2 separate regions of the Homo sapiens genome follow, and region 1 is linked to region 2. Evidence: read pairs that join two places in POLR2A ChIA-PET (ENCODE). Cell type or tissue: Panc1. All regions are shown on one strand. Each heading gives the region's core, and the rest is flanking DNA. Links, peaks and the distances in the headings are about the cores only. Region 1 overlaps LDLRAD3 (low density lipoprotein receptor class A domain containing 3). Region 2 has its middle 5.5 kb from the start of FJX1.

Region 1 (2,919 bases), core at 207-2,706, 530 kb before region 2:
TCCCACAAAACAGCAAGCTGGAATTTTATCACGTTCACTTCACCAGGACGTTCATTCACCACACAGATTCAGGTTTATTCTTTGCATCTCAGGCAAGAACAGGGAAGGGAGATGCTTTTCTTTCTGTCAGACTGTGGCTTATCTGCCTCGCTCACAGCCAGTAAGGCCACGGATTTATAAATTTTCCTGCAACGGTCTTATCAACCACTAGCAATGTGCAGCAACGTGGGACTGAGTGTTTTCAAGGGGGTCCCAACAAAAGCCCTGCGGCTCTGTGTTGCTGATGAGTTGCCGGAGGACTCACTACTGGGCAGGGAACATAAGACTCAGGCTTGGGATGGAAGGAGAGGAAGGAACCGTCCTGGCCCTCCAGGGTAGGGGTGGTTATTCTGTGGGCAAAGGTCATAGGCCTTTGCCACCTTGATTCTTGTCCCCTGAGTTCTCCTTTTTTTTTGAGGGCCTCGCTCTGTTGCCAGGCTGGAGTGCAGTGGCATGATCTGGGCTTACTGCAGCCTCAACCTCCCAAGCTCAAGCAATCCTCCCACCTCAGCTTCCCATGTAGCTGGGACTACAGGAGCATGTCACCACATCTGGCTTTTTTTTTTTTTTTTTTTTTTTTAGTTTCTGTAAAGACGGTGTTTTACTATGTTGACCAGGCTGGTCTTGAACTCCTGGCCTCAAGTGATCCTTCTGCCTTGGCTTCCCCTGGGATTACAGCAGTGAGCCACCGCATCTGGCTCCTTTTTCTTTTTAGAGACAGGGTCTGACTCTGTTGCTCAGGCTGGAGTCCAGTGGCGTGCTCACGGCTCACCGCAGAATCAACCTCCCGAGCTCAGGTGATCCTCCCACCTCGGCTTCTCCAGTAGCTGGGACTACAGGCAAACACCACCATACCCAGCAAGTTTTTTAAAATTTTTATATAGATGGGGGTCTCACTATGTTGCCCAGGCTGGTCTCAAATTCCTGGGCTCAAGCGATGCTTCGGCCTTCGTGTCCTAAGTGCTGGGATTACAGCCATGAACGACCACACCCGGCCAAGTTCTTTTTCAATGGAATTGTCAACATGTATCACTGTCACTATCTCCTTATCTCACTGTTCTTCTTCTTCCTCATTTCTATTCAAATCTGAGTAACAGTTCAGCCCTTCCTTTAATTTCCACAATTTAAGAAAGCAGCCAACACGTACAAAATTACAATTAGAAAAACTGGTGTTCTCTTGCACAGTAGGGCAGCTATAGTTAATAATAATGTATTGTATATTTCAAAATAGCTAGACCTTTCTGAATGTAGTCACCAAAAGAAATGACACACATATAAGGTGATGGATGTGCCAATTACCCTGATTTGATCATTACACAACGTATACATGGATTACAACACATTGTACCCTGTAAATATGTACAATTATTACGTATCAATTAAAAAAAATAAAAGACAGTTGTAGTAAGAAGAGGCTATCATTTTAACAGCATTAATTCATTCATTTATTCATTCCACAAAGTCTTCAGTGAGCATCTGTCACACCACAGGCACTGCTCCAGCTGATGGGATATGATGATATACAGAACAGAAATTCCTGCCCTCACAGAATTTACATGGTAGTGGGCAGAGACAGAGAGTAGATATAATAAAAAGTTATAGGGTATATTGTTTGGGAGAAGATAATAAATGCTGTGGCAAAAAAAAAAAAAAAAAAGCCCAGAACATGGTAAGTGGAACGAAGAGGGAGCGGGGTTGGTGATGGGTTGCAATTTTAAACAGGGGGTGGGGATGGGGATGGGGTTCTCCTTGAGAGGGTGGCACCTGATAAAGAGCTGAAGGTGGACCCTTGGGTATATGGAAGACAGGTGTTCTAAGTGAACAGAACAGCAAGTGCAAAGATCCTGGGGTGAGAGAGTCTTTGGTGCATTTGAGGAAGAGCAAGGGGGCTTTTTCCTTAAAATTCAATGAAACTCAAAGGGAATTACCCCCGGACAGTGACGTGCCTGGAACTCTCACAGCTGAGGCAGCTCTCATAACTCATGTGCTGAGGCTATCTTCATAGACTATCCCACTGGAATGTTTTTTCAACATCAGGTCTCAACCAAATAGTATAATAAGTACAGAAACTAACATAGTGGGTCAGGGCCAGCATAAAACGAAAAGAAGGGAATAGAATGTATTAAAAAATACCTGCGTCAGTGTGCTGAATGTAGAATGACTTCCTATCTGTATATTTGTGATATAAAAGTAGTTCTTATTGTAGGTTGGGGTCCAAATTGCTTAACAGCTACTAACCAACAGGTTACCTTCTACTGAGTCCCCAACTTGCCTCCTTGTAGCAGTGCCTTCTGCTCCCAGAACCTGGAAGCATCTACCCGTGACAGATCTAGATTCCTTATAATCTAAGCTCAAAAAGAGGCTCAGAGAGAAAAAGATGTTTCCTCAACCACCAGACCTTGCCTGTCTCAGCAACAACTGAAATGGAGACACTCCGCTCCCTCCAAAAGACAGACACCCTGCTTCCCACCCAGGGGCTATATCTTCCTGTGATGGTCCCAATGGCTCCTACTCCACTAGAATTTTAAGACACTCAAAACAGAGACCCGCAAAATAGTAGGGGCTCCCTTCCCTTATCATGACCCCCAATCCACAGAGTGGAGTTTAACTCATGGGCAGTTTGCTGGAAAATAACTCCCTGGCCTAACCAATGTTCATCTGTTCTCTGGGCCAAGAACCCCATGGTTCATTTGGGACTTTAAAAACTGACTAAATAAAAAGAAATTTTAAAAATCAACAAAAGTGCAACAGAACCACTCACAAGCTGCAATGTGGGAAACTCTTCAATTAACTCCCTCTCAAGTTTTTCTCTTCTGACAAGACCAAGTTTGTCTGGCATCCCCCAGAGGTCTCCCTTTATCTGGACAACTCATTTTGAGT
Region 2 (2,919 bases), core at 232-2,731:
TAAAAGGAAAAAATCACTATGAGGAAGGTGTAAAGAGGCAAAGACAAATGCATGGTGTAGGGCTATCTAATTAAAAGTGATACCTCTCTATTTTTTAACCCACAATTTCTCAGCAAAGTAAAATCTGTGACTTGGTACTGGAAAAATGCCAGTTCTACATCATTTTTCTGCATATGGTGTAAAATAACTGATAAAACCATAAAAGACACCATATGGCACAGATGAAAGAGAAAAAAAGGAGTTCTTTTTTGTTGTTGTTACTCAATGAACAATTAGTTCTCTGTTATTTAAAAAAAAAAAAAAAAACTAAGGTGCCATTAGGAGAAAAATTTCCAAAGTGTCAAGAAGACATATTCAAAATGGAAAGAAAGTTGGAAAGATAAATACAATAAGCATTCCTTTAGCTATATTTAGTGGTGTCCTGCAGAGAAAAAAAATTCTAGTTAGGCAGCATTAAGACATAGTTTATTAATGCAGTTTCCCCCACAGCAGGACACAGAAAGAGAAACTGGTAAAACAGTAACATTAAAAAATTATGATTCCTACATCTGATCTTTATGAATACATAGAAGAGAAACTGTCCTCTTGAGTCATCCTTGGGCCATATTGAGACAGAGATGCAAAAGATTATTATTATTATTTTTGCTTCAAAGCACTATCTGCTCATGCATGGTTTGAACAGACTGAAAGTCACCTCCCATATTTAGGGAATTTTTCAAGTATTTATAGAAAGACCCTATGTAAGATTTTGAGCAGTTCTCCCAATGACATTTTGAAATAAAGCACTACAGTCTTTTGTTTTTAAAGAATGTACAAAATTGAAGTCTGTTTGTATTGCCTTTGGGGAAATATTGTAGTAGGTAGTAATCTGGTTATAAATGGAATTTCCCTAGAATCTTAGAGCTGAAAGGGAGCTTATTGATGATCTAATCCAGTGTTTTGCATAGTGCAGCCTGTGCCCCACCGATGAGTTACAAAATCAATTTAGAGGGCCACAGTTAGCGTTAGGAAATAAAGGAGGAGAAGGAATAGAATAACATTGAATGAAAGAGAAAAAGTATGTTATACATACTGTTTTGTGAAATTTTTGTTTCAGTGGTATGTGTGTCTCTCTGTCTAACTGAGGTCACAATATAAAATATATGTGTCTTACTGTGAGTTCTGGTCCAAATATTAGAAATTATCAGCCTAATCAAATATCTTCCCATTGCAGGCAAGATAACTGAAGCCAGAGGGGGAAATGATTTTCTCAAATCAGACAGTGTATCAGAAGTAGCCCAGGTCTCCTGTCTCTCAGTATCCTTTCCATTAGACTCTAATGCCTAAAATATGCTTGAAGGCGGATGTCAACCCTTGTCCTTTGATTTCCGTACTGCCTTGGCAGCTGACATTCTATTCTCTTTTGGAGCATTTCCTATGCTCTGAATTCCCTTTTCTCCATCTCTAGCACTCCCACGGCCCTTCTACCACTTGGGATCAGCGATCTTGTGTGATGCGGGCTGGTGTGCGCAGGGGCAAAATATCAGCGCTTAGGCTTGCATGGTCCATGACTCACGGATAGCTCATGGTAGCTCAGAAGATTTGGAGTTCCACAGCTCACTGCTCCCTGGAGCTGATGGGCCACATGAGGAATAGAATTACAGCCTCCTTGTGAAAAAGAGGGAAGTACATATGACCACTCACTTAGAGGGCATGCTCAGAAACAAGACAGCTAGCTGACAGCTGTGGGCTCTGGGTAATTCCTGCCAGACTCAAGCACTCTAGCTGATTTTCCTGGGTCAAAACAGAAGCATGTAGATTCTGTTCTATAACTGCAGAGATAGAACAGGATTATGAAAGAGGATCATGTCTGGAACTTAAGGTGCCTCTGTTTTTGAGTTAGAGGAGAAATGTTCTACCTCACCAATAAACTCTTATATTGCATTTGCTGTGTGCCAGGCACTATTCTGACGATATTATAAATATTTACTCATTTAATCCACATAATCAACCTCAAGGTCTTAGAGGACTCTCCTAGCTGCAGTTGTAGGCAGAAGGTTGAGAAACATTGAGATGTGTTAAAATAATTTGTTTTTCTTTCTGATTCGAAGACAGGAGGGTGAGTACACTTAATAGAGTTTAGAACTATGTCACTGACAAAGCGAATTAATCAAAAGTCAAATCCAGGGAGAAAGGGCAACTGCCTACTGTCACTTGGCAGAAAGAATAGGGAAGAGGGTTGTCCTTGCAGATTCATCACTTCTTGAAGCTTTCCAGAAGTGGTGATGGATTTGCAATAAGCCATCTGCTTTTTTTTTTTTTTTTTAATTTAAGCCACCCTCATATATTTGTAGTATAGCTGCCTTGGTGCTGAAGTTTGCTTGGGTCCTGAAATCACCCACTCAAACCCATGTGGACCTGTGCCCTTGGCCTTATGAACCAGTGCCTTGCATAGCGCTAGAAGAGGGTCCTTAGTAAACAATTTATTGAACCAATTTACTATCACATGTTTAAAACTGACACTGACCTTGGAAACAGCCAGATTTGACTTTGATGATGGAAATTACTGAACGTAAGAAGGGCAAAAGTTGTTTTTTTTTTTGTTTTTTTTTTTTAAAGAGGAATAAGAAGTGAGGTTTTTTGTTTTTATTTTTGGAAGCACCTGTATGTGCTTGTATGCTTTATATGTTAACATTTAAATCCCACAATATTCTGATCAAATCTCCATTTCACAGATGAGGGAACTAAGTTAAATGACTTGCTGAAGGTAGGTAAGGAACAGAATTCAGAATATTGTCTGCCTGTAGAACCCATTACTCTTTGCAAATCATGCTGTGGTCTGAAAGTTTTTTTTTTTTGTTGTTGTTGTTGTTCATTTGAGAAATGATTTGTCCATAGCAGCATTCACTGACCATGGCGAAACTTTAATTGATCTTTCCA

Evidence for each region. Peaks named below come from ENCODE experiments on the same cell type or tissue, not always from the same donor. Only the 100,000 strongest peaks of a DNase experiment are listed, where the experiment ranks them.
Region 1: POLR2A ChIA-PET joins it to region 2 with 10 read pairs; 2 of 35 experiments call an interaction of 5 or more read pairs at or near these places.

Annotation. Positions count from the first base shown.
Region 1 is chr11:36,157,303-36,160,221 of GRCh38, reverse strand. The region is part of intron 4 of LDLRAD3 (low density lipoprotein receptor class A domain containing 3); the gene reads right to left. Among named protein-coding and RNA genes, the nearest start is that of COMMD9, 130 kb to the left of the region's middle. In Panc1, for the core only: no CTCF peak of the experiment used is centred there; no DNase peak of the experiment used is centred there.
Region 2 is chr11:35,622,530-35,625,448 of GRCh38, reverse strand. No RefSeq gene overlaps it. Among named protein-coding and RNA genes, the nearest start is that of FJX1, 5.5 kb to the right of the region's middle. In Panc1, for the core only: no CTCF peak of the experiment used is centred there; a DNase peak (open chromatin) is centred at 1,560; H3K4me3 peaks cover 317 bases; H3K27ac peaks cover 669 bases.